2 separate regions of the Homo sapiens genome follow, and region 2 is linked to region 1. Evidence: read pairs that join two places in POLR2A ChIA-PET (ENCODE). Cell type or tissue: GM12878. All regions are shown on one strand. Each heading gives the region's core, and the rest is flanking DNA. Links, peaks and the distances in the headings are about the cores only.

Region 1 (15,078 bases), core at 7,130-11,129:
CCGGGTTCAAGTGATTCTCCTGCCTCAGCCTCCCGAGCAGCTGGGATTACAGTTGTGTGCCACCATGCCCAGCTAATTTTTGTATTATTAGTAGAGATGGGGGTTTCACCATATTGGCCAGGCTGGTCTCGAACTCCTGACCTCAGGTGATCCACCCGCCTCAGCCTCCCAAAGTACTAGGATTACAGGCATGAGGCACCATGTCCGGCCCACTCCAATCTTTAAGAAGCAGCTAATTCCCATGACATAGAAATGTTTCCAGAACACAGAAACACATTGAATGCTTCTCAACCCATTCTGCATTGCCAGCACTGCCCCAATGCAAAGGACTGAGAACAGCCCCCAGATGAAAACTATGTAGGACCCAAATAAGGCATAAGCAAACCATATCCATCACATATTAAAAGAATAATAGAGGCCGGGCATGGTGGCTCACGCCTATAATCCCAGCACTTTGGGAGGCTGAGGCGGGCGGATCACGAGGTCAGGAGATCAAGACCATCTGGCTAACACGATGAAACCCCGTCTCTGCTAAAAATACAAAAAATTAGCCGGGTGTGGTGGTGGGCGCCTGTAGTCCCAGCTACTCGGGAGGCTGAGGCAGGAGAATGGCGTGAACCTGGGAGGCGGAGCTTACAGTGAGCCAAGATCGTGCCACTGCACTCCAGTCTGGGCGACAGAGCAAGACTCTGTCTCTAAAAAAAAAAAAAAAGAATAATAGATTGTGACCCAGTAAGGTTTTCCCAAGAGTATAAGAATGGTTCATTGTGAATAACTTTGTTAAAGGATTGAATTAAAATCTCGTATGATCATGTTAATAGATGCTGAAAAGTATTTAATATGATTCAACACAAATTTTTTTTGAGACAGGGTCTCGCTGTGTTGCCCAGGCTGGAGTACAAGGGTGTGATCATGGCTCACTGCTGCCTCTAACTCCTGGGTTCAAGTTATCCTCCCATCTCAGCCTCCTGAGTAGCTGAGAATACAGGTACCATGCCTAGCTAATTTTTTTTTCTTTTTTCAGTAGAGACGAGATCTAGCTATGTTGCCCAGGCTGGTCTCAAATTCCTGGCCTCAAATGACTCTCCTTCCTTGGCCTCCCAAAGTACTGGAATTACAGGCATGAGCCACTGTGCCTAGCCTCAATATAAAATTCTAATTTAAAAAATCTTGGCAAGCCAGGAATAGAAGAAAACATAACAAAATTGATGAAATTTTGGCTGGTCACGGTGGCTCATGCATGTAATTTCACCACTTTGAGAGGCTGAGGCAGGCAGATAATTTAAGGCCAGGGGTTCAAGACCAGCCTGGCCAACATAGAGAAATCCCATCTCTACTAAAAATACAAAAAATTAGCCCCGAGTGGTGGTGCGTGCCTGTGGTCCCAGCTACTATAGAGGCTGAGGCACTAGAATCGCTTGAACCTGGGAGGCGGAGATTGCAGTGAGCTGAGATTGTGCCGCTGCACTCCAACCTGGGTGACAGAGCCAGAGTTTGCTTCAGAAAAAAAAAAAAAAAAGATGAAATTTTTATCAGAAATCTACATCAACTGCCTGACTTAATAGTAAAACAATAGAACTAACCCATACAAGGATGGAAACAAGATTATGATGCTAATTCATATTTTGCTGAAAGGTTTAGCCCAGGAACTAAAAAAATACATATATAATGAGGTATTAAAATTGTTAAGAAATAATTCAAATTTAGCATAGACAATGTAAGTGTGTAAAATGATGAATTATTACACCAAGAAAGTTCAGTAAGTTTGCCACACAAGATATCAACATTGGAAACTCAATACCTTTCTTCTACCCCAATAATAATTTAGATTATGTAATGGAAAAAAGGATTGCTTATAATACATAAAATAAAGCTAAAGATGTACAAGTCCTATTTGATATATCATATTTATGAATAGGAAGGCTTATCATAAAGATGCTAAATCTCCCAAAACTGATAACTAAATTGATTGTAATGCAATCAAAGTCAGATAAGATTTTTTTTTTTTTGAGGTTGAGTCTCACTCCTTCGCCCAGGCTGGAGTGAAGTGGTGCAATCTCTGCTCACTGCAACCTCCACCCCCGGGTTCAAGAGATTATCCTGCCTCAGCCTCCCGAGTAGCTGGGATTACAGGCACGCACCACCACAGTGGCTAATTTTTGTATTTTTATAGAGACAGGGTTTCACTATGTTGGCCAGGCTGGTCTCGAACTCCTGGCCTCAGGTGATCCTCCCACCTCAGTCTCCCAAAGTGCTAGGATTACAGGTGTGAGCCACTGCACCCGGCCTTATTTTTTACATTTATTTATTTTGGAGACAAAGTCTAGCTGTGTCCCCCAGGCTGAAGTGCAGTAGTATCACTATGACTTACTGCAGCCTCAAAATCCTGGGCTAAAGTGATCCTCTCACCTCACCCTCCTGAGTAACTGAGACTACAGGCGTGTGCCACCACGCCTGGCTAATTTTGAAAAATTTTGTAGAAAAGAGTTATCTATCGACTTGCTGCCTAGGCTGGTCTCAAAGTCCTGGGCTCAAGCCATCCTCCTCTCTCAGCCTCCCAAAGCATTGAAATTACAGGCACGAGCCACTGTGCCTGGCCTCGTTTTGTGTTTACCTGGTGCTAAATACCAGTTGGATACCCGAGAGTGAAATTCAGGTTGGATGAAGTCTGGGAGCTGAAGTGGAGGAGGCTGGCTGGCTTTCCAAGGCCTGTAGCAGAAGGTGACACTTGGGTCTGCCTGCTGATGTTGACATGGACCATCCTAACCTGACATGGCTTTGCAGCTGAATGTGACAGGCCCAGCCTGGGCTGGATCTGGAGAGGGACAGGGATGGCTAACCCTCTAGATCTGCTAACATGACAGACAATTAGGCATCATCCTATCTGCAGGCATCCCCATAACCCAGAGCATTGTCCCACAAACACATGAGATCTGCCCAGACACCCAAGCCCACAGAGGAGACAAACTCAGCATCACAACAATTACAATTAAGGTGGACTAGGGCCTTTGTTGTTTCCTTCTATTATTATTTCCTATAGACCACCCAACAAGATGGATGTCTCTGTTGGGTATGAACTTGAAGCTGTAATCCCAGATGTGCAAGAAATAGAACTCTATTCTCCTGCATCTGCACTGGTTTGGGTGGATTGGGCTGTGGAAACAGGCCAAGCATGTCATTTGTCAACATGGTAGTCTATTTTCTGCTTGACCACATGAGGCAGTTGGGGGAAGGGAGGCTGTTCCTAGAATGGTTCAGGGACCCAGGCTAATGGGGGCTTTGCCACGTCTACAACATGTGGCCTTCTAAATCATCACATGGGTATCCCTTGCCCCGTTGGCCGGGGGAGGAGGAGTTTAGAGGAGTGTCCCAGGAGACATTGAAAAGCCAGGTTTGTTTGTGGTACATGTCAGTTCTGCTCACATTCCACAGGACCAAAGCACATTTCATGGCTGCAGAGGGGAACCTCTGAGACGTGGCCAGGCAATGTTCCCAGAACAAAGAGGCGATGGGCTCTGGGGGACAGTGAGCAGTCTCTTGCCCAGCAGCTCCATTGACTTTCTACTGAGAATCCCCATTCTCCATGGTGGTGGAAACTTAGTTCTGCTAAATATTGTGCTAAATATTCATCTGGTTCTGAACTTGGGGTTGTCCATGAAGCTTGGGCATCAGAGGCAGCCCCGGGGTGTCTGTGGCCCATGGTGTCAGTCTAGATCTCTGTTTTGATTCATGCACGATGGCTCCCTGCTTATCCCTAGTTTTCCTCTACAGTTCTGTCTCCACCTGGCACTTGGGATTCCTATGGAACCCACCTTCTTCTCACTAGGCTGGGCCATGGGGTATCCTCCTTGGCTGTCTGAGGTCATTTCTTTGTAAATGTCTACACCATGTAGCATATCTTCTTTGAGAACTTGGAGCCTCTCTAGGCCTTATCTGTGAGGAGGGATTATAGATAACAGCTGGGGTCTCTGACGCCCCTCTTCCTCAGATGCAGATTCCAGGAACCTTATGGATGTACTATTGTCTAATCTCTCTCTACATTCCCTTTTCCATGAATGGGGAACCAATGCCTTTCTGGAGGGGGGAGAGGTGGTCTTCATCAGCTATTCTGCCAAAGCTATTTGCATTTCTTGAGGACTTTCCATTCTTCTCCTAAGAGCTTGACATTTGGATGTCAGAAGCTGGAAGAGGTTTCTGTTTTCTTATTGCTGCTCTGAGACACTAGACATCTCCAATCCCAGCTCAAATGAGAAGACCCCTAGAGAATAAACATCAGTTCAGATTTCTAAATATCATCCCCACATTGGCAATTATGCCTGCTTTAGAGACAAAGGAACTATGCTCAAGAAAAGTATCTGTTCAGGGCTATACAGTTTTTCAGTGTCAGAGGTAAGTTTTTAACTGACATCTGCCTGAATTCTATGTCTGTGGGCTTCCCCATTGGGACATTCTGATTTTCACAGTCTAGGAAACAGCTCCAGGGAAACACAGATACTGACCACTGACCCAGAAAACAATCATGGGCATGTTGACACACACACATACACACACACCACAGGAAACCAGAACATTCCATTCCAGTTTTTTGGTTTAAAATTCCTCTGAAAGAACAGCCCAGTGTCAAGGAGCTAAAGGGATCTAGGGCATGAAGTGTGGACCCCTAGGGTGAACGAAGACAGCTCTGGAGCTGAGTGAGTTGAAGTAGCACAGGCAGGTGGTCTGTGTGTTCCTGGGTTGGTGGGTTTCTTGAATGTTGAGTTCCTTGGTTAGAGGATTTCTTGGCTAGATGTCTCAGCGGTTGAATTTCTTGCCTGATGGCTGACTTGGCTGGTTAGTGTTTGGTGAGTGGCTCGGTTGGGGAGCGGACCCCTGGGTTGCTATGCCTAGACTTCATTAATATAGGACCAAGCCATAAATGATGCCTAAGCCAATCATTACCACGAATGCACCGAACCAACCAGTTCGGCCTGAGTTGATGTAAGCCTCTTCCCATTCACTGTTCTGGTTGGCCTTCATAGTCTGTAGGGGTGGAAGCATAGATGTGGGTTTCTGTGTCCAGGAACCCTGGGGAGAACGGTTGGAGACCTGCAGTCACTGAGGGAAAGCCCCTATGCAGGTCCCAGGATAGGAGCAGATGCAGGGGCCAAATGGAGGACAGGGTAGGCTGGGTGCAGTGGCTCACGCCTGTAATGCCAGCACTTTGGGAGGCCAAGGCGGGTGGATCACAAGGTCAGAAGCTCGAGACCAGCCTGGCCAGCATGGTGAAACCCCGTCTCTACTAAAAATACAAAAATGAGCCGGGCACTGTGGCTCATGTCTGTAATCCCAGCTACTCAGGAGGCTGAGGCAGGAGAATTGCTGGAACCGGGAAGGCAGAGATTGCAGTGAGCCGAGATTGCACCACTGCACTCCAGCCTGGGGGACAGAGTGAGACTGGGTCTCAAAAAGAAAAAAAAAAAAAAAAAAGGACGGGGGCTATGACTTGGGCATTATTTTACCTCATAAGAGAAGTACAAAGCTGCCAATCCAAATGGAGGGAATAAAAGTATAGCAAAGATGGTCAAACATAGGTAGTTTGGGGCGTAAAATGCTAGTTCCTCTGGTGTCTGTGTAGGCTCTTGCGGCTCCTGGGGCACCTCAGCTGGGGCACCTGGACCACCTGTGGTAGTGGGAGAACCTGGGGCAGCTGAAGCACCTGGATCACCTGTGGTAGGGGGGGCGTCTGGGGTAGCTGGCGCGTTGGGAGCAGGCTGGGTGGCAGAAGGTGGTTTCAGGGCCATGACCTTTCCCCTCAAAGACGGACTCCGAGTGTCTTGAAAACGGAGCGCCAGACCCACTAGGCTTCCCCTTGTACTAACCAGACTCCCAGGACCCAAACCATCAAAGGCTGAAGCTTCGCAATGGAGAAACCAGCACCCCACGTCCTGATTGGCTGCCTAGTTAGGGGGCGTGGCCCCGCCGTTCTCGCCCACCCCAAGACACAGAGAGTGCAGCCAATCAGGAAGTGGGCTCCGCCCACCCTGGTAGGGATTGGTTGGAAGCCTAAGTGGTGGCTCTCGGCTCCTCCTCCTCCCACTGATCTCTCTCTGCAGCCTGCGCGGATGGGCGATGTCAGGAGGGTCTCCCAGGAGTTGTGGAAGAGAGAAACTAGACACGCCCAGTAAGAGTAAGAGATTTACTGAGGGGAGGAAAATGAGTAGTGTCAGAAGTGGATTGTAAAGTCTTGAATTAAAAATGAATTCCGGCTGGGCGCAGTGGCTCATGCCTGTAATCCCAACACTTTGGGAGGCCAAAGCGGGCGGATTACCTGCGATCAGGAGTTCGAGACTAGCCTGACCAACGTGGTGAAACCCCGTCTCTACTAAAAATACAAAAATTAACCGGGTGTGGTGGCAGGCGCCCGTAATCCCAGCTACTAGGGAGGATGAGGCAGGAGAATCGTTTGAACCCGGGAGGCGGAGGTTGCAGTGATTCGAGATCACACTGCACACTCCAGCCTGGGTGACAGAGTGAGACTCCATCTCAAGAAAAAATGACAAAAAAAAAAAAAAAAAAGAATTCCTTGGTTTATGCTGACAGAAAGAAAAAAGGAAAGAATAGAGAAAGAAGGGGAAAAGGGGGAAGATCTTTCTTAAAGTAGAACACAACCTAATGGAACGATGGAACAGGAAATCCCCAATGTGGTAGGCAGAACTCTGAGATGACCCGAAGATTCCTGCTCCCTGGTGTACACACTCCTTCTCCAGTCACTCAGTCAAGTACTAGTCTGTATGCTGCTGGGAAGGCGTCTTGCAGACGTAGGTAGGGTCTGAAATCAGTTAACTTTAAGTTAGGAAGAATATCCTCTGGGGGCCTCACCTAATGAGGTGAGTTCTTGAAAAGGACTGAGTCTTCCTGGCAAAAGAGGTTTCAGGTGTGAGAGGATTGGAGGCAAGCAAAGGTCTCCATTGCTGGCATGAAGATGTCACCAGGGCCACGTAGGGAGGAATCCAGGCAGCCTCTGGCTGAGAATGGCTCCCAGCTGACAGCCAGCAAGGAAACGGGGTCCTTAGTACTGCAACAGCAAGGATGTGAATCCTGCTGTAATCACATTCATTTGGAAGAGGATCCTGAGCTCCACATGAGAACCCAGCCCAGCTGACACCTTAATTTTAGCTTTGGTAGATTCTGAGCAGAGAAGCAGCCATTCTGACCTACAGAACTGTGAGTTAATACCTGTGGGGAATTTGTTATGCACCATTAGAGAACATTTTCAAATACCATAGTAATTGCTGATTCAGGTAGGAGCTTTTAATGAATGCTAATACTGTGGGGTTTTAGCTGATGCTTCCTTTAGCTGGTGGTTCTAGGGGAGTAGAGGGTTTGAGGAGCCACTTTTCAGGAAGTTGGGGGTGGGTGGGAGGTGACACTGTGCAGTCCACAAATGTAGACCTTAGTATGGCTAGTCCAAGACACAACCTGGGTATTTAAGACCAGTCCTGGACCTAGAAGTAGTTAGAAGAACAGTGACAACACATGCAATCCAGAAGTCAGGATATTCTTCATGGAGGAAATTGATTCAGAGCCTTTCAAAGGACCAAGTGGATGTTCCAGGACAACAGAACATGGGGCGCCGAGGTGGGGGAAGACAGAAGTGAAGGTTGGGTGAGATGAAGCATGTGTATTGGTTGCTGGCAAGTCCCTTGGATAGTGGAACAAACAAACTAAGACAGGCTTAGAAACAAGTACATGGACAAGTGTGTCAAGCCCTGAGACATGTACTCCAGCTCTGAAGGCGGGAATGAATTAGCTCCTTTGGTAAGGGCAGTATCAGAGGATCAGCAGAAGCAGTGGCCATATTGCAGGGATCCAGGCAGTGAGCAAGAAAGGGGTAGTATAGACAATGTAGACATTTCTTCCAAGAGCTTGGAGGCGAAAGAGTAAGGAGAGCAGTGCCACAGCTGAGAAGAACATGGGTTCCAGTTTCTGGAATGTTGTAAGCCAACACCTGGTTTCAGAGAGCCATGGATTGAGTGTGAGGTGTGGAATTGGAGACAGTGTATACATTTGCTTCAAGAATTTTGCCTATGGCTGGGTGCAGTGGCTCATGCCTGTAATCCCAGCACTTTGGGAGGCCAAGGTGGGTGGATCACGAGGTCAGGAGTTCAAGACAAGCCTGGCCAAGATGGTGAAACCCTGTCTCTACTAAAAATACAAAATTTAGCCAGATGTGGTGGTGGGTGCCTGTAATCCCAGCTACTTGGGAAGCTGAGGCAGAAAATTGCTTGAACCCGGGAGGTGGAGTTTGCAGTGAACCAAGATTGTGTCACTGCACTCCAGCCTGGGTGACAGAGTGAGACTCCGTTTCAAAAAAAAAAAAGTTTGCCTATGAAGAGCCAGGAAAGGCAGGACTAGGGTAGATGCAAAAGGGTGAGAATGATGATTTTGCTTGTTTGTTTTAAAGATAGGAGGGACTTGAGCGTATGGAACTGAAATGGAGACTCTGTCAAGATGGTAGCATGGGTCTATGTTCTGCCCCCTTTTTTGTCTCTGGAATTAAAAACCAAAAACCAGATCCATAACTTGAGGGGGCTGAGTGATGAAAGGGTTTTGTTTTTTTAAAAAAAATTTTTGGTGGGAAAGGTGAGAGAGACCATGTCTCAATAAGAGAGAGATATGGGAGAGATGTCTTTTTTTTTTTTTTTTCTTGAGATGGAGTTTTGCTCTTGTTGCCCAGGGCGGAGTGCAATGGTGCAACCTTGGCTCACTGAAACCTCCACCTCCTGGGTTCTAAGTGATTTTCCTGCCTGAGCCTCCCGAGTAGCTGGGATTACAGGTGCCCACCACCATGCTTGGCTTATTTTTGTATTTTTAGTAGATATGGGGTTTCACCACGTTGGCCAGGCTGGTGTTGAACTCCTGACCTCAAGTGATCCACCCACCTTGGCCTCCCAAAGTGCTAGGATTACAGGAATGAGCCACCATGCCCAGCCAGGAGAGATGTCTTAATGGGGGCGAGGTAGTTCTTTTATACTGTCTATAGCTCTAACACCTAGAGCAGAGCCCAACACATAGTAGTAGGTGCTCAGTAAACATGGGCTGAATAAACACACCTTGGAACTAGACTACCTAGGTTTGGATCCCCACCATGCCACTAACTAGCAATATCACCTTGTGCAACCTCTCTGTGTACCAGTTTTCTCATCTTTAAAATGAGAATAATAATTATTTCTCTCTTGTTTCATTGTGAGGATTAAATTAATGTATGTAAGTGGTATTGAACAGTGCATGGAACAAAATGTGCACTCTATAAGGTGATAATGGCTAAGGGGAGAGGATCACATGAGACCAGGATAGTGAAACCTAGCCCGATCAATACAGTGGGACCATGTATCTAGAAAAAAAATGTATATATTTTAGACAGATATATATATATATCAGGCTCTGAGGGCAGGCTTCTGTATTCTCAGCTGCTTGGGAGGGTGTGATGGGAGGTTTGCTTTTGCTCAGGAATTTGAGGCTGTGGTGAGCCATGGTCGCACCCCTCTACTCCAGCCTGGACAAGAGGGAGACCTTGTCTCAAGAAAAAAAAAGAGATAATAATGATGAATGAGTGGGGTTCAGAGCATGTGAGAATCATTTGAAAATAATGGCCAGGAGTTCAAGATTGGCCTGGCCAACATGGTGAAACCTGTCTCTACTAAAAATACAAAAATTAGCTGGGCTTGGTGGTGGTTACCTGTAGCCCCAAGCTACTTGGGATGCTGAGGCAGGAGAATTGCTTGAGCCCGGGAGGCAGAGGTTGCAGTGAGCTGAGATCATGCCACTGCACTCCAGCCTGGGTGACAGAGCGAGGCTCCATCTCCAAAAAGAAAAAAAAAAAAAAAGAGAGAGAGAGAGAGATCCAATTGTTCTAGCACCATTTGTTGGATCTCCTTTTCACATTGAATGGTTTTGCCACTTTTGTCAAAAATCACTTGACCATAAATATGAAAGTTATTTCTGGACTTTCAATTTTGCTTCATTGAGCTATACGTCCATCCTTATGCCAGTACCACACTGTCTTTATTCCTATAGCTTTGTAATCAGGAATAAATTTTGAAATTGGTAACTGGAAGTCCTCCAACTTTATTTTACTTTTTCAACATTGCTAGGTTATTCTGCATCCTTTTCATTTCCACATGACTTTTAGGATCAACTTGTCAAATTCTGCAAAAAAAAAAAAACAAGCCAGTTGAGGTTTCGATAAAGATTGCATTGACTCTTTAGGTCAATTAGGGGAGTACTGCCATTTTGCTAACATTGAGTTTTCCAAACCATGAACATGGGATGCCACTCCATTTATTTAGATCTTTAAATTTTTAAAGGAATGATTTATAGTTTGTTTGTTTGCTTGTTTGTTTGTTTTTTTGAGGCAGAGTCTCACTCTATTGCCCAGGCTGGAGTGCAGCGGCGTGATCTCGGCTCACTGCAAGCTCCGCCTCCCAGGTTCATGCCATTCTCCTGCCTCAGCCTCCCGAGTAGCTGGGACTACAGGCGCCTGCCACTACGCCCGGCTAATTTTTTTGTATTTTTAGTAGAGACGGGGTTTCACCGTGTTAGCCAGGATGGTCTCGATCTCCTGACCTCATGATCCGCCCACCTCGGCCTCCCAAAGTGCTAGGATTACAGGCGTGAGCCATCACGCCGCCAGCCAAGATTTATAGTTTTTATTGTACAACTCTTGTATTTTTGTTAAATTTATTACTTTTTTTAATTGAATTTCTTCTTTTTTTTTTTTTGAGATAGCCTCTCTCTGTTACCCAAGCTGGAGTGCAGTGGTGCGATCGTGGCTCACTGCAACCTTCACTTCCCAGGTTCAAGCAATTCTCCTGCCTCAGCCTCCCAAGTAGCTAGGATTACAGGCACCCGCCACCATGCCCAGCTGATTTTTGTATTTTTTTTTAGTAGAGACAGGGTTTCACCATGTTGCCCAAACTCGTCTTGAAGTCCTGACTTCAGATGATCTGCCCGCCTCGGCCTAACAAAGTGCTGGGATTACAGGCATAAGTCACCACGCCCAGCCTGAATTTATTATTCTTTTTGATCCTATTGGGAATGAATTCATTTTATTAATTTCATTTTTTGATTGTTCATTGGTAGCTTATTGACATACAATTGATTTTTGGATATTGATCTTGTGCAGCATTGCTGGACTCATTTCTTCTAGTAGTTATTTGTGGATTCATTAGAGTTTTCTACAAGCAAATTTAAGTCAACTGTGGGTCAAAACAGTTTTTTCTTCTTCCTTTCCAACCCAGATGCCTTTTATTTCTTTTTATTGACTAATTGTACTGGCTAGGACCTCCACTATACTGTTGAATAAAAGTGGTGAGAATGAACATTCTTGTTTTGTTCCCTATCTTAGCCAGGAAGAATTTAGTCTTTCTTTTCTTTTATTTATTTATTTTTTTTGAGACAGAGTCTTGCTCTGTCGCCCAGGCTGGAGTGCAGTGGCATGATCTCGGCTCACTGCAAGCTCCACCTCCTGGGTTCATGCCATTCTCCTGCCTCAGCCTCCCGAGTAGCTGGGACTACAGGCACCCGCCACCACGCCTGGCTGATTTTTTTGTATTTTTTAGTAGAGACGGGGTTTCACCGTGTTAGCCAGGATGGTCTCGATCTCCTGACCTCGTGATCCACCTGCCTTGGCCTCCCAAAGTGCTGGGATTACAGGCGTGAGCCACCGCGCCCACCCGGAAATTAGTCTTTCACTCCAGCCTGGGCGACAGAGTGAGACTCCATCTCAAAAAAAAAAAAAGTGTCTTCTTTTACAGGGGCAGGTGCAACGGCTCACATCTGTAATCCCAACACTCTGGGAGGCCAAGGCAGGAGGATTGCTTGAGCCCAGGAGTTTGAGGCTGCAGTGAGCTGCAATCTCACCTGGGTGACAGAGTGAGACCCCATCTTTAAAATAAATGAATAAAATTTATTCTTTTACTATGGTGTGTTACATTAATTGATTTTCAGAAGTTAAACCAATCTTGCATTTCTGGGGTAAATCCCACTTGATCATGGTGTATAACCCTTTTTATATATTGCTGTATTGGGCTTACTGATATTTTACCAATGACTTTTATATCATATTTATGAAAGAGATTGGTCTCTAGTTGTCTTGAGATGCCACTGTCTGGCTTTGATATTAGGGTAATACTGACCTCATATAATAAGCTGGGAAAGTGCTCCCTTTCTCCATATTTTGGAACAGATTGTAGAGAATTAATATTATTTATGCTTTAATGTTTTGTGAAATTCACCAATGAAACCATCTAGGCCTGAGCTTTTCTTTGCGGGAGTATTTTAAATTACAAATCTCTTTTTATTTGTTATACATCTATTCAGATTTTCTATTTCTTCTTGAGTTGGTTTTGGTAATTCATCTAAGAATTTTTAGCTGTCATCTAAGCTGTCTAATTTGTTGCCATACGTTGCTTGTGATATTCCCCTTTATTTATTTATTTATTTTTAAATTTTCGAGATGGAGTCTCGCTCTGTTGCCTAGGCTGGAGTGCAGTGGCACAATCTTGGCTCACTGCAACCTCTGCTTCCCGGGTTTAAGAGATTCTCCTGCCTCAGCCTCCCGAGTAGCTGGGATTACAGGTGCGTGCCACCATGCCCAGTTAATTTTTCCTGTTTTTAGTAGAGACAGGGTTTCACCATGTTGCCCAGGCTGGTCTGGAATTCCTGACCTCAGGTGACCCTATCTGCCTGCCTTGGTCTTCCAAAGTGCTGGGATTACAGGCGTGAGCCACCGTGCCTGGCCTCATGTCTTCTCTTTTTAGACCATATAGGGTAACTTCCTGATGTTGCCATGGCATTTGTAAGCTGCCATGGCGCTGGTGGGAGTGTCTCTTAGCATGCTAATGCATTCTAATTAGTGTATAATGAGCAGTGGGGATGACCACAGGTTACTCTCATCGCCACTTTTTGTTTTTGGTGGGTTTTAGCTGGCTTCTTTACTGTAACCTGTTTTATCAGCAAAGTCTTTATGATCTGTATTTTGTGCCAACCTCCTATCTCATCGTGTGACTTAGAATGCCTTAGCTGTCTGGGAATGCAGCCCAGTAGACGTCAGCCTCATTTTACTCAGCCCCATTCAAGATGGAGTTGCTCTGGTTCACATGCCTCTGACGCTAGCAAGTGCTTTCAATTTGATTCGAAGACTCAATGTCTGTTTTTAGGTTACATGAAACTATTTTATTTTTTCCCGTTGTTCCTTTTGCTATTTTCAGAGCTGGTTTCTCTTTCTTGCTTTCTTGAAACTCTCTTGGTTTCTGCCATTGGCCTTCACGTAGCTCCCTGTTTCTTCTCTACCAGCCCCCAAAAGCCACGGCTCCTGGATCTCAGGGGTCCTGGTGGGGCCCAGGCAGGAGAGGAGCATCCAAGTATGCAGGAGCACACAGCCAATGGCTGTGGGAAATGTGGTAAGAGCCCCACCAGAAAAACAGCAAAGGAGCCAGTCTGGAGTTAAAACTCAAGGAAAGTGTTCCCTGTTCACTCCATCCATGCCAATATCTATTATTTTTTGAGTTTTTGATTATGGCCATTCTTGCAGGAATAAGGTGGTATCGCATTGTGGTTTTGATTTGCATTTCCCTGATTGCTGGTGGGAATGTAAACTAGTATAACTATGGAAAACAGTGTGGAGATTCCTTAAAGAACTAAAAGTAGAACTACCATTTGATCCAGCAATCCCACTACTGGGTATCTACTCAAAGGAAAAGAAGTCATTATGTGAAAAAGATACTTGTACACACATGTTTATAGCAGCACAATTTGCAATTGCAAAAATGTGGAGCCAACCCAGATGCCCATCAATGAATGAGTGGATAAAGAAACTGATTTTACATATATATATGGTGGAATACTACTCAGCCATGAAAAGGAATGAATTAATGGCATTCACAGCAACCTGGATGGGATTGGAGACTATTATTCTATCTGAGTTATGGTCTTGTCTGCCTTAGTTACCATGTGGCCCTCAGGGGCCAGCCTGGGCCTAATGTACAGTAGCCTCCTAATAGTGATAAATCTGCCCATTATACTTATATTCAATCTGGATGTGAGATCCACACACTATATATTGAACCCATCAGGCGTTCAAACTGGCAACAACAACAAAAAGGAAGAGTGGCTGGGCACAGTGATTCACGCCTGTAATCCCAACATTTTGGGAGGCCGAGGCAGGAGGATTGCTTGAGGCCAGGAGTTCAAGACCAGACTGGGCAACATAGTGAGACCTCTACAAAAAATAAATAAATAGGCCGGGCACAGTGGCTCACGCCTGTAATTCCAGCACTTTGGGAGGCTGAGAAAACAGTGGGGGTGTGTGAGTTTGCGGGGCAAGGAGGGGTAGGGAGAGTTTAGAGGAGGAAAGTGCAACAGCCAGAGGGGAGCAGGGAGGGGGTTGTGAGAGGCTAGAGGAGGGTGGCGTGGGTGTTCCAGAGCCAGCAAGGCTACTCTACAGGAGCACGGGGCTGTGGTGGGTTCTGGCTTGGAGCGCTGTCCCCTGGCTTGGGACAGTGTCAACTTTCAGTACCTTTCTAGCCAGAGGGGTTGGTTTGGGTGGTCTCAGTTGCTTGGGGACTCAGATGTCCCCTTCCCGGACCCCATGACCCCTGTCTGCAGATTCCACTCACCCAGCATCTCCTCCTCAGGCCAAGGCCTATGGCTACTGCAATGAGCCCCAGGGACTTGAAGTCCCTGGTCACCCCGATGCAGCCACTCATCCCCATGCAGCCCTTCATCCCAGTGCAGCTGCTCGCCCCAATGCAACCAGTCACCCTGATGCCCTTGTGTCCTCCAGAAAGAGACTATTTACTGCTCGCTGTCGTATCCTTCTTCTGCGTCCTGCTGGCAATCCCCGCTCTGGTGTTCTCCCTCAGGATGGGCACCACCCAGCTACCAACTCTCTTTGTCCCCAGATCTTCTTTCTCTTTCCTGCCGATGCCCTGCTTCTCCCCAGGGACCTCTTCGTGTTTCTCGGGGATTTGCCTCCTCCCTCTTCACCATCTGCTTGCCCTTGCACCTCTCCAGGGCCACCTCTCTGCTCCTCCCTCT
Region 2 (15,078 bases), core at 10,929-14,928, 88 kb before region 1:
GCGCAGGAGCGGGATGCTGAGCCCTGTCCGCCCCACGGGGAGCTGCAGTACCTAAGGCAGGTGGAGCACATCGTCTGCTGCAGCTGCAGGAAGGACGCCCCCAGGGCACCTGCTCTCTGCCGCCGCTGTTTTCGTTTTCGGCAGGCAGGCAGTCAGTCAGTCCCACTGCAGCCTGAGAAGTGACTTTCCTCTGCTGACAACCACAATGTTTTGGAGGAGTTGCTGTCGTTTATCAAGGGATCCACATATGCTGAAGAACTGTCTTCCAAGAGAGTGAAAATGTGAGATGAGGCAGTGGAGCCCTTTTTGGACAACTTGGGATTCTCCACTGAGAAGAAGGGGACTTGGGCCCAGTTTATGGCTTCCAGTGGAGGCATTTTGGGCAGAATACGAAGATATGGATTCAGATTATTCAGATCAAGGAGACGACCAACCGCAAAAAGTGATTGACATCATCAACAGAAGGCATAATCCCAGCACTCTGGGAGGCCGACGCGGGTGGATCACTTGAGGTCAGGAATTTGAGACCAGCCTGGCCAACACGGCGAAAACTCATCTCTACTAAAAATACAAAAATTAGCCAGGGGCTGGGTGCGGTGGCTAATGCCTGTAATCCCAGCACTTTGGGAGGCCAAGGCGGGTGGATCCCCTGAGGTCAGGAGTTCAAGACCAGCCTGACCAACATGGAGAAAACCTGTCTATACTAAAAATACAAAATTAGCCAGGCATGGTGGTGCATGCCTGTAATCCCAGCTACTCGGGAGGCTGAGGCAGGAGAATCACTTGAACCTGGGAGACAGAGGTTGTGGTGAGCCAAGATCTCGCCATTGCACTCCAGCCTGGGCAACAAGAGCGAAACTCTGTCTCAGAGAAAAAAAAAAAAGCCAGGCATGTCGGGGGGCACCTGTAAATCCCAGCTATTTGGGAGGCTGAGGCAGGAGAATCGCTTGAACCTGGGAGGTGGAGGTTGCAGTGAGCCAAAATCACGCCACTGCACTCCAGCCTGGGTGACAGCGAGACTCTGTCTTAAAAAAAAAAAAAAAAGAAAGAAAGGAAAAGAACAAAACAAACTGACCACAGACAAATCATCATCTGTGCTTGGAATCCAAAAATCTTCCTCTGATGACACTGCCTCCAGCCCTTCCCCGCTGCCAGTTCTGTTTTTTTTTTTTCTTTTTTTTTTTGAGACGGAGTTTCACTCTTGTTGCCCAGGCTGGAGTGTAATGGCTCAATCTCGGCTCACTGCCACCTCCTCCCAGGTTCAAGCGATTCTCCTGCCTCAGTCTCCCAAGTAGCTGGGATTACAGGTGCCCGCCACCACGCCCAGCTAATGTTTGTATTTTTAGTAGAGATGGGGTTTCACCATGTTGGCCAGGCTTGTCTCGAACTCCTGACCTCAGATGATCTGCCCACCTCAGCCTCCCAAAGTGCTGGGATTACAGGCGTGAGCCACTGTGTAGGGCACTTTTAAAGGAGTTTGAAGGGTATTTTCAGTCTTTAGGGGTTGGGCTGGATGCTCAGGTGAAAGTTCTTTTTGCTCTAAAGGAAAAGGGAGCTAGGTCAAAAATCTGTTGTTGACTTATTAGTTATTAACTTTTAAGGATATTAACTTTTAAGGGTGTCACCACAACTGTGCTAGCCCTTTCCGTAATAAAAGGCCTTGAGTTTGGCTAACTCACTGAGGGTGCATGAAAATACGGAGATTATGAGCAAAACTGAGGAGAATGAAATTGGTATGCTCTTAACAAAAACATGCACATGCATTTCAATCCTGTGTCTTTATGAAGAAGGTTGGTGAATTTCAAGAATTCTACAAGCTATTCTCTCAAATTTGAGAGAGTGGACTAACACCATCAATCATAATGTATAGTGTCATTATGAATATTTAAAGTTATATTAAGTTTATATATAATATAAATTTATATATATATATATATATATATATTTGTTTTTGAGATGGAGTCTCACTTTGTCACCCAAGCTGGAGTACAGTGGTATGATCTCAGCTCACTGCGACCTCCCCTCCCAGGTTCCAGCGATTCTTGTGCCTCAGTCTCCTGAGTAGCTGGGATTTCAGGCACCCGCCACCATGCCTGGCTAATTTTTTGTATTTTTAGTAGAGACGGGGTTTCACCATGTTGCCCAGGCTGGTCTTAAACTCCTGACCTCAGGTGATCCACCTGTTTTGGCCTCCCAAAGTGCTGAGATTACAGGTGTGAGCCACCACACCCGGCTTAAAGTTATATTTGTTTTATATATTGCTGTAATAAAGAAGTGTTCTACCAGGCGCAGAACGGTTTTTGTATTTTTATAAAAAATACAGGCCGGGCGCGGTGGCTCACGCCTATAATCCCAGTACTTTGGGAGGCCAAGACGGGCGGATCATGAGGTCAGGAGATCGAGACCATCCTGGCTAACACAGTGAAACCCCGTCTCTACTAAAAATACAAAAAATTATCTGGGTGTGGTGGCGGGCACCTGTAGTCCCAGCTACGTGGGAGGCTGAGGCGGAAGAATGACGTGAACCTGGGAGGCGGAGCTTGCAGTGAGCCAAGATTGCGCCACTGCACTCCAGCCTGGGCGACAGAATGAGACTCCATCTCAAAAAAAAAAAAAAAAAAAAAAAAAAATTAGCGGGGCGTGATGGTGCGTGCCTGTAGTCCCAGCTACTCAGGAGGCTGAGAGGGGAGGATTGCTTGAGCCCAGGAGGCGGAGGTTGCAGTGAGCCGGGATTGTGCCACTGAACTTCAGCCTGGTCAACAGAGCGAGACTCCGTCAACAACAACAACAACAAAAAAGTGTTCTGCAAAACAACAAAGTTTTTCCTCTATTCTTCTAAACATTATTATAAAAACATTAACTCATTTTTTTAAGGAAGAAAAAGACTAAAGCTCCGTTTGATCAACCCTGCAGGAATAAGAGTACTATATGGGCCAGGTGTGATGGCTCACACCTGTAATCCTAGCATTTTGGGAGACTGAGGTGAGTGGATCACCTGAGGTCGGGAGTTCCAGACCAGCCTGGCCAACATGGCGAAGCCTGTCTCCAGTAAAAATACAAAAATTAGCCGGGCATGGTGGCAGGTGCCTATAATCTTAGCTACTCAGAGCCTGAGGCAAGAGAATCGCTTGAACACAGGGGGCAGAGGTTGCAGTGAGCCAAGATCGCACCACTTCACTCTAGCCTGGGCAAAAGAGTGAAACTCCATCTCAAAAAAAAAAAAAGTACTGTATATAGTTTTCAATTTTTCCTACTATGTATTTCTTAGCGCGTTTTCCATGTTAAAGCAGAGTTCTTGTTCTTTTTATTTTTACCTCTTTGTGGTATTGCAGAGGATGGATATAGCGTAGCTAATTTACCCAGTGCCCTGCTGATAGTCATTTATTTTACTAATGAACATCCTCATATGGGCTTTCCAGTTATTATGAGATCTTTTTATAGTCAACTCACATACAGCTATCTCTTTTAAAAAGTATTTATTATTATAATTATATATATATATATTTATTTATTTGAAGCAGGTTCTTGCTCTGTTCCCCAGGCTGGAGTGTGGTGGTGTGGAGCACTGCAGCCTCGACCTCCTGTGCTCAGACAGTCCTTCCATCTCAGCCTCCTAAGAAGCTAGGACCACAGGCACACACTACTACACCCAGATAATTTTTTTAATTTTTTTTTTTTTTGAGACAGAGTCTGGCTCTATCACCCAGGCTGGAGTGCAGTGGTGCGATCTCGGCTCACTGCAACCTCTGCCTCCTGGGCTCAAGCCATCCTTCCATCTCAGCCTCCCCAGTGTCTGGGACCACAGGCACGCATCACCACACCTGGATAATTTTTGCATTTTTTGTAGAGACAGGGTTTTGCCATGTTGCCCAGGCTGGTCTCGAGAGCTCAAGCGGTCCTCCCACCTCAGCCTCCCAAAGTGCTGGGATTACAGGCCTGAGCCACTGCGTCCTGCTTTTTAAAATTTTTTATAGAGACAAGGTCTTGCTATGTTGCCCAGGCTGATCTTAAACTCTGGGGCTCAAGCGATCCTCCCACCTGGACATCCCAAAGTGCTGGGATTACAGACATGAGCCACCGTGCTCAGCCTATTATTATTATTATTTAGAGATGGAATTTTGCTGTGTCGCCCAGGCTGGAGTGCAGTGGCTACTCATAGGTGTGAACATAGCTTACTGCAACCTCGAACTCCAGGGCTCAAGCGGTCCTCCCGCCTAAGCCTTCCCAGTAGCTGGGACCACAGGCGCACACACAACAGCCACAGAGCATTTCAGTCCAAGGGCATAACATGATTTACACAACCCATCCCTTTGGTGATGGTTGTTGGGTAGTTTCCGATTTTTCACTCTAATAAATAATGACCTCTTTATCCATTACATATTTTTAAAAAATGAAATCTGAATTCAGCAATCAAAGACTATCTGCAGACCACTGGAGTAAATGGGAACCCCAAGAAATTATTTGATGGGGAAGGAAGCCCCCAGGCCCTCTTGGGAAGGCCTAGTCGTGGCTTCAGGGAGAACAAAGAGTGATAATTTGGTTCTTTTTTTTTTTTTTAGAGACGGAATCTTGTTCTGTCTCCCAGGCTGGAGTGCAGTGGTGCAATCTTGGCTCACTGCAACCTCCACCTTCCGGGTTCAAGCGATTCTTGTGCTTCAGCCTCCTGAGTAGCTGGGTCTACAGGTGCACACCACCATGCCCAGGTACTTTTTTGTATTTTTAATAGAGATAGGGTTTCGCCATTTTGGCCAGGCTGGTCTCAAGTTCCTGGCCTCAAGTGATCTGCCCACCTCAGCAAGTGCTGGGATTACAGGTGTGAGCCACAGTGCCCAGCCATAATTCAATTCGTAATGGTTTGCTGTCATGGACCCCTTAGAGAACTTGCTGGAAGCTATATCCCTAGGAGAAGGATTTTTATCACCTATAAGCCTCAGCAGCCCTGTATCTGGATTTTCCTTTGATAAACAACTCCCCTTCCAACACCACCACTGCATGCATCCTTAGCAGGATTACCAAGCCAGGTGCCCTCCCTTTCCCAACCTAACGAAGGGCCTAGAACCTAAGCCGAGACAGTGAGATTCAACTCTGGACCTTGGCTACAACTCTGGACCTTGGCTACAGCCCTTGGGAGAGAGGCTCTTTCCTTCTGTTGCATTGCTTAGTTATAAAGACATTAAGTCTGGAGTTGCCAGAGAAATCCTGTCAGGGAATGAAGCAGGTTTCCTGGAAACTTAGATTGAACATCTGGATCCAGACATGCCTGAAGCCAGCCCCGTTGACTCAGTTACGTGAGCTGATAAATTCCATTTTACACTTCAGTCAGTGACAGTTGGGTTTCCACCACTTCCATCAGAATAGTTTTTTTTGTTTTTGGAGACAGGGCCTCGATTTGTTGCCGAGGCTGGAGTACAATGGTGCGATCTCAGCTCACTGCAACCTCCACCTCCCGGGTTCAAGTGATTCTTCTGCCTCAGCCTCCGGAGTGGCTGGGATTACAGATGTGCGCCACCATACCCGGCTGATTTTTGCATTTTTGTAGAGATGGGGGTCTCACCATTTTGGCCAGGCTGGTCTTGAACTCCTGACCTCAGGTGATCTGCCCGCCTCGGCCTCCCAAAGTGCTGGGATTACAGGCGTGAGCCACTGCGCCTGGCCTAGAACAGTTCTTGTTCACTCTCCCGTGACCCAGAAAAAAAAAAACTCATTCATTCATTCATTATTTATTTATTTATTGACTATCTAGTATATGCTTAGCCCCGTGCTGGGTGATGATGGGGACAGTAAAGTGACCGTGACAGAACTCTCATGGCAATAGAGGCTTCCAGAGCTCAAATGGCAATCACAAACGGTTCAGCAAGAATGGCGATGCCTGCCATGAAGGAGGAGGTCAGAGAGCTACAAGAGAGGTATCTGTGAATGGGAGGTGGGATCATGGAGAGGTCCCTTGAAAGATGGGCTAAGGATATGTGCACACAAGCCCTGGGGTTTCAGGGCACACCTGAGACACAGTAGGGCTCAGGAACCTGGAAAAAGATCTTGGAAGTGGAAGGACGTAAGGGCTAGGGACGTTGGGAGGTGAGAGGTGAGGCAGCCATCCAGGCCCAGCGGAGGAAGCAGGAGGAGGATGCGGAGGAGTCCGGGGTGTGTATGTTGCCTTCCCCTCCTGTCCCTCAGAGCATGGTGTAGAAATACATGGCTATCAGCATGACCGGGAGCTGGCGAGGAGGCAGCGAGATGAGGGCACTCCGCCCCCCACCCCCAGCCCACCCAGCCTGTGGGCTCCCCGCCTCTCACCGTCCACATCAGGATGGCAAACCCAAACCACGAGATACCCCACGTGTAGCTGTCGATGGCGTGGCCGATGTGTTCGAAGCAGCCCTGGGCAGGGGGATGGGGGAAGTTTGAGAAGACGCCCATGAGGGTAGCCGCTGAAAGCGAGAGTCACTGTGCGCCCTTGGGAAAGTCACCACCTTCCCTGAGCATTGGTTTTCTCACTTGTGCAATGGGGACCATGGCACTGTCCACCTCCTCGGGTGGTTTCGGGGCCCCAGGGAGCTGATGTTGAACCCAGGCCCTGCACAAGTAGGTGCCGCCCTGCTGATGGCTATGACAATCTGAGGGTGATTTTGATCTTACAGCTGGCTTTTTTTTTTTTTTGGAGACAGTCTCGCAGTCTCCCTCTGTCACCCAGGCTACAGTGCAGTGGCATGATCTCGGCTCACTGAAACCTTTACCTCCCGCGTTCAAGCAATTCTCCTGCCTCAGCCTCCTGAGTAGCTGGGATTACAGGTGTGCACCACTACGCCCGGCTAATTTTTGTATTTTTAGTAGAGACGGGGTTTCACCATGTTGGTCAGGCTGGTCTCGAACTCCTGATCTTGTGATCCTCCCATCTCGGTCTCCCAAAGTGCTGGGATTACAGGCATGAGCCACTGTGCGCGCCCGGCCTTTTTTTTTTTAAAGTCTCTTGCCTTTTTTAAGTCTCTTGCCTAGGCTAGAGTGCAGTGGCACCATCACAGCTCTCTGCAGCCTTGACCTCCTAGACTCAAACAATCCTCCTGCCTTAGCCTCCCCAGTAGCTGGGATTACAGGCGCGCACCACCACGCCTGGCTAATTTTCTGTACTTTTTTGTAGAGACGGGGTCTTGATATGTTGCCCAGGCTGGTCTTGAGCTTCTGACCTCAAGTGATGCTCCTGCCTTGGCCTCCCAAAGTACTGGGATTACAGTCGTGAGCCCCCGTGCCTAGCTCTATTGTTTTGTTTGATGTTTTGTTTTGTTTTTTTTTGTTTGAGATGGAGTTTCACTCTGTCGCCCAGGCTGGGGTGCAGTGGCACAATCTCGGCTCACTGCAACCTTCACCTCCAGAGTTCAAGTGATTCTCCTACCTCAGCCTCCCGAGTAGCTGGGATTACAGGCACGTGCTACTGCTCTGGGCTAATTTTTGCATTTTTAGTAGAGATGGGGTTTCGCCATGTTGGTCAGGCTGGTCTCGAACTCTTGACCTCAAGTGATCTGCCCTCCTCAGCCTCCCAAAGTGCTGAGATTACAGGCATGAGCCATCGCGCCCGGCCCTATTATTGCTCTTATTCTCGGACAACCTGAGTAAAGTTGTAGGTGCCAGGTCTGGTTCAGACAGACCCTGGGTGCATCCTGCTGACTTGAGAGAGAGTTGGGGGAGCACTAGAAAATCAGAGAGGGGACCCAGCGTGGTGGCTCACGCCTGTAATCTGAGCACTTTGGGAGGCTGAGGTGGGTGGATCACTTGAGCTCAGGAGTTCGAGACCAGCCTGGACAACATGGTCAAACCCCGTCTCTGCTAAAAATACAAAAACTAGCCAAGAGGGTGGTGCGCACCTGTAATCCCAGCTGCTCTGGAAGCTGAGGTGGGAGAATCCCTTGAACCCGGGAGGCAGACGCTGCAGTGAGCTGAGATTGTGCCACTGTACTCCAGCCTGGGTGACAGAGCAGGACTCGGTCTTGAAAAAAAAAAAAGAAAGAAAGAAAGAAAGAAAGAAAAAGAAAACAAGAAAATCAGAGAGGGGAAGAGGAGAGGGAAAAAGCTAGACGGACAGACACAGGGAGGGAGAAAGAGAGAATCAGAGAGGGAGCAGAGACCAGAGGAAGACAGACAGATGGATAGACAGATGGAGCAGGGCAGACGGCCACACCTTGGTGAACAGGTAGTCCATGTGCCCCAGGCGGCAGCCCTCCTCGTTGAGGGGGATGAAGTTTCCCGTCCGGCGACAGCACAGTGGGGGCCAGGGGAACACCACCTCCGGAGTGGCCGCCCGGAAGGCTGACGTGAAGTTCACCCAGTCCATGGGACCAGATGTGCCACAGCATTCTTGCTAGAGTGAAAAGCAGGGGGTCAGGCAGGCTCGGGCTCAGAGAGGACAGTTGCTTGCCTGAGGTCACACAGCAAGGAGGGGCAGGATTGGCCTTTGACACAGCTGGGCCCAACTTCCCCATGTCCTGGGCCTCCAAGCGAGTGTGTCCGGTGGGTGTCTGTGTGTGTGAGCACGGTGCAGACAATATTTGTCCCAGGACCAGGAGGCTGATGGGGGATTTGGATTAAACCTGCACCTCTGACTTATTTTAAAATATTTTTGCCGGGCACGGTGTCTCACGCCTGTAATCCCAGCTCTCTGGGAGGCCGAGGTGGATGGATCACCTGAGGTCAGGAGTTCGAGACCAGCCTGACCAACATGATGAAACCCCGTCTCTACTAAAAATACAAAATTTGCCGGGTGTGGTGGTGGGCGCCTGTAATCCCAGCTACTTGAGAGGCTGGGGCAGGAGAATTGCTTGAATCCGGGAGGTGGCGACTGCAGTGAGCCAAGATCGTGCCACTGCACTCCAGCCTGGGAATCAAGAATGAAACTCCATCTCAAAAAATAAAATAAAATAAAATATTTTTATCAACAACTATGCTGATAAAATAACACAAAAAGGGCAGATTTCTGGCTTTTCCTGGCCTTGGTAAGGAATCCAGGTGTTTAATTTGTGGCTCCTGAATGAGGAAAACATAGGCTTGGGCACCCTTCAAACATGGGTTCAAATCCTGGCTAGCTAGAGGACTTGGGCCACATTGACGCCTCAGTTTTCCTTGAGTCCTCAATTTCTTCTTCTTTTTTTTTTTTTTTTTTGAGACGGAGTCTCCCTCTGTTGTCCAGGCTGGAGTACAGTGGCGCCATCTTGGCTCACTGCAACCTCCCCCTCCTGGGTTCAAGTGATTCTCCTGCCTCAGCCTCCCAAGTAGCTGGAATCACAGGCGCACACTACTACACCTGACTAATTTTTGTATTTTTTGTAGAGACAGGGTTTCACCATGTTGGCCAGGATGGTCTTGAACCCCTGAACTCAAGTGATCTGCCCGCCTTTGCCTCCCAAAGTGTTGGGATTATAGGTTTGAGCCACTGCACCCAGCCAATTTCTTCCTTTTCCAGTGCAATATCATGTTGGATTTGAGGAAGACTGTATCTCTTCAAACCTGGAAGTCTGAGTTTGAATCCTTCCAGTTCTGTGACCTACCAGGTGTGTGACCTCATGCAAGATATTCAACCTCTTGCTTTGGTCTCCTCATCACTAAAAGGCCGATCTCCCTTATGGAGTGGTCGTGAGGATTAAAAAAGCTTTAAAAGTGCTTTGAAAGGCTGGGCACGGTGGCTCAAGCCTGTAATCCCAGCACTTTGGGAGGCCGAGGCAGGTGGATCACAAGGTCAGGAGATCAAGACCATCCTGGCTAACACCCATCTCTACTAAAAATACAAAAAATCAGCTGGGCGCGGTGGCAGGCGCCTGTAGTCCCAGCTATTCGGGAGGCTGAGGCAGGAGAATAGCGTGAACCCGGGAGGCGGAGCTTGCAGTGAGCCGAGATCGCGCCACTGCATTCCAGCCTGGGCGACAGAGCAAGACTCTGTCTCAAAAAAAAAAAAAAAAAAAAAAAGATAAAAAGAAAAAAAAAAATGTGCTTTGAGGCCAGGCACTCGTGGCTCATGCCTGTGATCTCGGCACTTTGAGAGGCGGAGGTGGGAGAATCGCTCCAATCCTGAGCCCAGGAGTTCCAGACCAGCCTGGGCAATAGAGCAAGACCCCCATCTCCACAAAAGATAATTTAAAAAACTTAGCCGGGTGTGGTGGGGCGCACCTGTATTCCCAGCTACTCGGGAAGCTGAGGCGGGAGGATCACTTGAGCCCAGGAGTTGGAGGTTGCAGTGAGCTATGATCACTCCAGCCTGGGCAACAGAGCAAGACCCCATCTCAAAATATAAAAATAAAAGTCCTTTGAACAGTGTGAAACCTAGCTCAGTGAATGGTGCTGTTACTATCATTGTTATTATCAACATTTCTGTTGAGGTAGTATGTGTAGGCTAAGAGCAGGGAGGTCAGGAGCTAGGCTGCCGGGTTCCAATCCCAGCTCCCACCACTTACCGACTGTGTGGCCTCGGGCAAGGGACTTTCCCTTTCTGGGCCTGTTTACTCATCCGCAGAACGGTGATGACCGCAGCCCTGCTCTCCTAGAGATCTCATGAGCGGATGTCTTTAAGGCACTCACTCCTCTAAAAGCTGGCACATCGGGAGCTCTATCGGCCTCTGTGGACGGAGCCCAGGGCCCTCCCAGCACCCGGTCCACCCCGCCCACCTCAATCATGACGCGGTCCCAGAGGCGGGTCAGCTCCTGGCCCTGGTCGGTGTCCGCGCTGTAGAAGGTCAGCATCTGCTTGGTGATCAGGGATGGGTTGGACACCATCTGAGGAGAACAGGGAAGAACAAGGGCCGGCAGGGCTGGGTGGGGAGAGAGGACGACCTCCGCCCCGCCGCGCCGGGACCCTCGCCCCTCCCATGCAGGTCAGGCCCCTCCCCAGGCCTCGCCGGGCTCACGTAGTCACGGTGGGTGTAGGACGTGATGCAGGAGGCGCACTCGAAGATGTAGACGATGAGCATGAGCACCAGGTACTGGGGAGACAGAGGGAGGACGGCCCGTCGGGCAGAGCCCGTGAAGCCACACCCCGTCAGGGAAGCATCACTGGGGAAATGCAAGTTTTAAAAAAGTTTGGGGCAGTGTGACTAGCAGCATCTATAATATGTGGTGGGTGTTCAGGTGTTCGCTGTATTGTCTTCCAACTTTTCTGTATTTTGAAATATTTAATTTAATTAATTTATTTTTGAGACAGGCGAGGCGTGGTGGCTCACGCCTATAATCCCAGCACTTTGGGAGGCCGAGGGGGCGATCACCTGAGTCAGGAGTTCGAGACCAGCCTGGCCAACATGGTGAAACCCCTTCTCTACTAAAAATACAAAAATTAGGGCTGGGCATTGGTGGCTCACACCTGTAATCCCAGCACTTTGGGAGGCTGAGATGGGAAGATTGCTTGAACCCTGGAGTTCAAGATCAGCCTGGGCAACACAGTGAGACCCCGTCGCTACAAAAAATAAAAATAAAAAAATTAGTTAAGCATAGTTACTACTAGTGGTAGTGTTAGTCCTAGCTATTTGGGAGGCTGAGGTTGGAGGATCGTTTGAGCCCAGTAGTTGGAGGCCTCAGCGAGCTATGATCGCACCACTGCATTCCTGCCTGGGCAACAGAGCAAAACCCTGTCTCTTAAAACAAAACAAACAAGGGTGGGTGCAGTGGCTTACGCCTGTAATCCCAACACTTTGGGAGGTTGAGACGGGTGGATCACCTGAGGTCAGGAGTTCAAGACCAGCCTGACCAATATGGTGAAACCCCATCTACTAAAAATGCAAAAATACAAAAATTAGCTGGGCATGGTGATGGGTGCCTGTAATCCCAGCTACTCAGGAGGATGAGATAGGAGAATAGCTTGAACCCAGGAGGCAGAGGTTGCAATGAGCCGAGATTGTGCCATTACACTCCAGCCTGGGCAACAGAGTGAGACCCTGTCTCTTAAAATAAAACAAACAACATAAAACGATGTTCTCAGATAATCAGAGACATTTGACACAGACTGGGTATTGGAAGATATAGAAGAACTTGATTGAATTTGGTGGGTTGTGCCAACGGCACAGAGGGCAGGAGAAAAAAAAAAGCTTGTCAGTTGATGTTTAATGCAAATTCTTTTCATGTCCTCACCTGGCACCTTCATCTATAAAGCAGCAGGAGGTTGCGTGTGGATGTGTGAACTCTGCTGCTGGGAGATGGATGACATTGCACAACCTCCTGACTGCTTTAAAACAATGTGCTTATCACTCAGAGAAATGTGTGCTCCAGTATTTACAGGCAAGTGACTTGGCATCTAGAATGTGCTTCAAAATACCCAGAAGAAAAAGTATGAGAGAAGGGGGATAGAGGAGACAATGTCGGGCAGTCTGCAGCTGATGTTGTTGAAATCAGGTGAGAGGTATGCAGGGCTCAAATACTGCGGACTCTAGTCTACTTTAGAAATTTCCTGTAAGAAATTTGGGGGCCGGGCACGGTGGCTCATGCCTGTAATCTCAGCACTTTGGGAAGCCGAGGTGGGCGGATCACGAGGTCAGGAGATCGAGACCATCCTGGCTAACACGGCGAAACCCCATCTCTACTAAAAATACAAAAAAAAAAATTAACCAGGCGTGGTGGCAGGTGCCTGTAGTCCCAGCTACTCGGGAGGCTGAGGCAGGAGAATGGCGTGAACCCGGGAGGCGGAGCTTGCAGTGAGCCGAGATCGCACCACTGCACTCCAGCCTGGGCAACTGAGCAAGACTCCGTCTCAAAAAAAAAAAAAAAAAGAAATTTGGGGAGAAAATGTCTTAGTTAATGACAAACTAATGGGGAAACAGACACAATTTTTTTTTTTTTTTGAGACAGAGTCTTGCTCTGTCGCCCAGGCTGGAGTGCAGTGGCGCGATCTCTGCTCACTGCAAGCTGCGCCTCCCGGGTTCACGCCATTCTCCTGCCTCAGCCTCCCGAGTAGCTGGGACTACAGGCGCCCGCCACCACGCCTGGTTAATTTTTTGTTTTTTAGTAAAGACGGGATTTCACCGTGTTAGCCAGGAAGGTCTCGATCTCCTGACCTTGTGATCCACCTGCCTCGGCCTCCCAAACTGCTGGGATTACAGGCGTGAGCCACCGAGCCCGGCCCAGACACAATTTTTAAAACTAGTTGGGTGACTTTTTAGGGCTTTGGTTAAATTGTTATGCCAGATAATTAAATACAGGATAAGAAAATAAGAGGGCAGGTGTGGTGGCTCATGCCTGTAATTCCAACACTTTGGGAGGCTGAGGTGGGAGGCTCACTTGAGGCCAGGAGTTGGAGACCAGCCTGGGCACCATAGTGAGACTCCATCTCTACAAAAAATACAAAAATTAGCTGCACATGGTGATGCACACTTGTAGTCCCAGCTCATTGGGAGGCTGAGGTGGGAGGATCATTTGAGATGAAGAGTTCGAGGTGGCAATGAGCTATGATTGTGCCACTGCACTCCAAACTGGGCAACAGAGTGAGACCCTGTCTAGAGAAACAAAGAAAGGAAGGAAGGAAGGAAGGGAGGGAGGGAGGGAGGGAGGGAGGGAAAGAAGGAAGGGAAGGAAGTCCATGGCTCCATCGTACCCAGGATAAAGCCAAAGTCCACAATACCTGCCTGTCTAGAAAAATGAAGGAAGGAAGGAGGGAGGTGGGGAGGGGAGAGGAGGGGAGGGGAGGGGAAAGGAGGGGAGGGGAGGGGAGAGGAGGCGAGGGGAGGGGAGGGGAGGGGAGGAGTCCATGGCTCCATCTTACTCAGGATAAAGCCAAAGTCCACAACACCTGCCTGTGTAGAAAAACGAAGGAAGGAAGGAAGGAGAGGGGAGGGGAGGGAAGGGGAGGGGAAGGGAGGGGAGGGGAGCAGGGGGTCTATGGGTCCATCTTACTCAGGATAAAGCCAAAGTCCACAACACCTGCCTTCCCTCCTGCTTCTTTCCCATCCCCATTCCTCACTGTTCTCCTCCCCATCTGTCTGCCTCATGTCCTCTCACCCCCCAACCTCCTCCTCACTCAGCTCCAGCTGCTTTGGACTCCTGGCCCGCTCTGGCCTCAGAGCCTTTGCCCTTGCTGCCACCTCCACCTGGAAGGCTCTTCCTCCAGTTACACACCTGCCTCGCTCCCAGTGCCTCTAGGTCTTTGCTTTCCCTGGCAGTGAGGTCTTCCCTCGCCCTCCTCGGCTCCTGACCTCCCCTCCTGTTCACTGTCTTCCTCCTCTGAGCACCACTTCCCTGGGTCAAGGGCTTTTATGTTTCGCTCAGCACAGAGCCCCAGTGCCCAGCGTAGGGCTCAGCATGTAGCTCCTGCTCATAAGCATTTGTTCATCAAATGAGTGGCTGCTTCTGGGAATCTGAAAAACCCTCTGCTGTCGAGGAAACACAGTGCTGTCTCTGTGTCATTGGGGCCGTGAATTGGAATCCCTGCTCTCCTGGTCACCTGGGAGAGGCTGTTAGCCTCTTTGAGCCTCAGTTTCCTCATCTGGTAAATGGGTTGAAAAGCACTAGCTGTGAAGGGCTTCTGGCAAGATTGAGGAAGCTCATTTTCTTTCCTTTTTTTTGAGATGGAGTCTCGCTTTGTCATCCAGGCTGGAATGCAGTGGTGTGATCTTGGCTCACTGCAACCTCTGCCTCCCGGGTTCTAGTGATTCTTCCGCCCCAGCCTCCTGAGTAGCGGGGATTACAGGTGCCTGCCACCATGCGTGGCTAATTTTTTTTTTTTTTTTTTTTTTAGAGATGGGATTTCGCCATGTTGGCCAGTCTGGTCTTGGACTCCCGACCTCAAATGATCTGTCCGCCTCAGCCTCCCCACGTGCTGGGATTACAGGCATGAGCCACTGCGCCTGGCCACGAAGCTCATTTTCTAAACTGCTTACCCTAGTGTCAGGTGCATGAGAGACACTTGGGAAGTATGGGTTATTCTTGTGGGCAGAGATTAAGAGCACAGCCTCAAGAGCCGATCTGCTCAGGTTGAAACTGGCTCTGCCATTGTCTCAATGTGTGACCCTGGATAAGTGACTTCACTTCTCTGAGCCTCAGTTTCAATCTTCATCAAACAGGGTCATGATGATGACAGTATCTCTTGGTGGACTATGAGGAATAAATGAACTAATCCAGTAA

What was found. Peaks named below come from ENCODE experiments on the same cell type or tissue, not always from the same donor. Only the 100,000 strongest peaks of a DNase experiment are listed, where the experiment ranks them.
Region 2: POLR2A ChIA-PET joins it to region 1 with 5 read pairs; 4 of 35 experiments call an interaction of 5 or more read pairs at or near these places.

The regions. Positions count from the first base shown.
Region 1 is chr19:35,576,962-35,592,039 of GRCh38, reverse strand. LOC124904704 (a long non-coding RNA gene) reads right to left here. Exons shown (of 2, transcript XR_007067243.1): 2 at 10,084-10,188. It overlaps PMIS2 (PMIS2 transmembrane protein), which reads right to left and starts at 5,867. Exons shown (of 2, transcript NM_001395412.1): 1 at 5,499-5,867; 2 at 4,744-5,064. The coding sequence starts at 5,780. The coding sequence ends at 4,894. In GM12878, for the core only: no CTCF peak of the experiment used is centred there; no DNase peak of the experiment used is centred there.
Region 2 is chr19:35,669,112-35,684,189 of GRCh38, reverse strand. UPK1A (uroplakin 1A) reads right to left here. Exons shown (of 8, transcript NM_007000.4): 4 at 10,884-10,958; 5 at 10,645-10,752; 6 at 8,171-8,350; 7 at 6,295-6,378; 8 at 5,709-6,215. The coding sequence ends at 6,171. UPK1A-AS1 (UPK1A antisense RNA 1) reads left to right here and starts at 10,899. Exons shown (of 2, transcript NR_046420.1): 1 at 10,899-10,955. It also overlaps the pseudogene TYMSP2. RefSeq lists an enhancer at 98-599. In GM12878, for the core only: no CTCF peak of the experiment used is centred there; no DNase peak of the experiment used is centred there; H3K4me3 peaks cover 99 bases.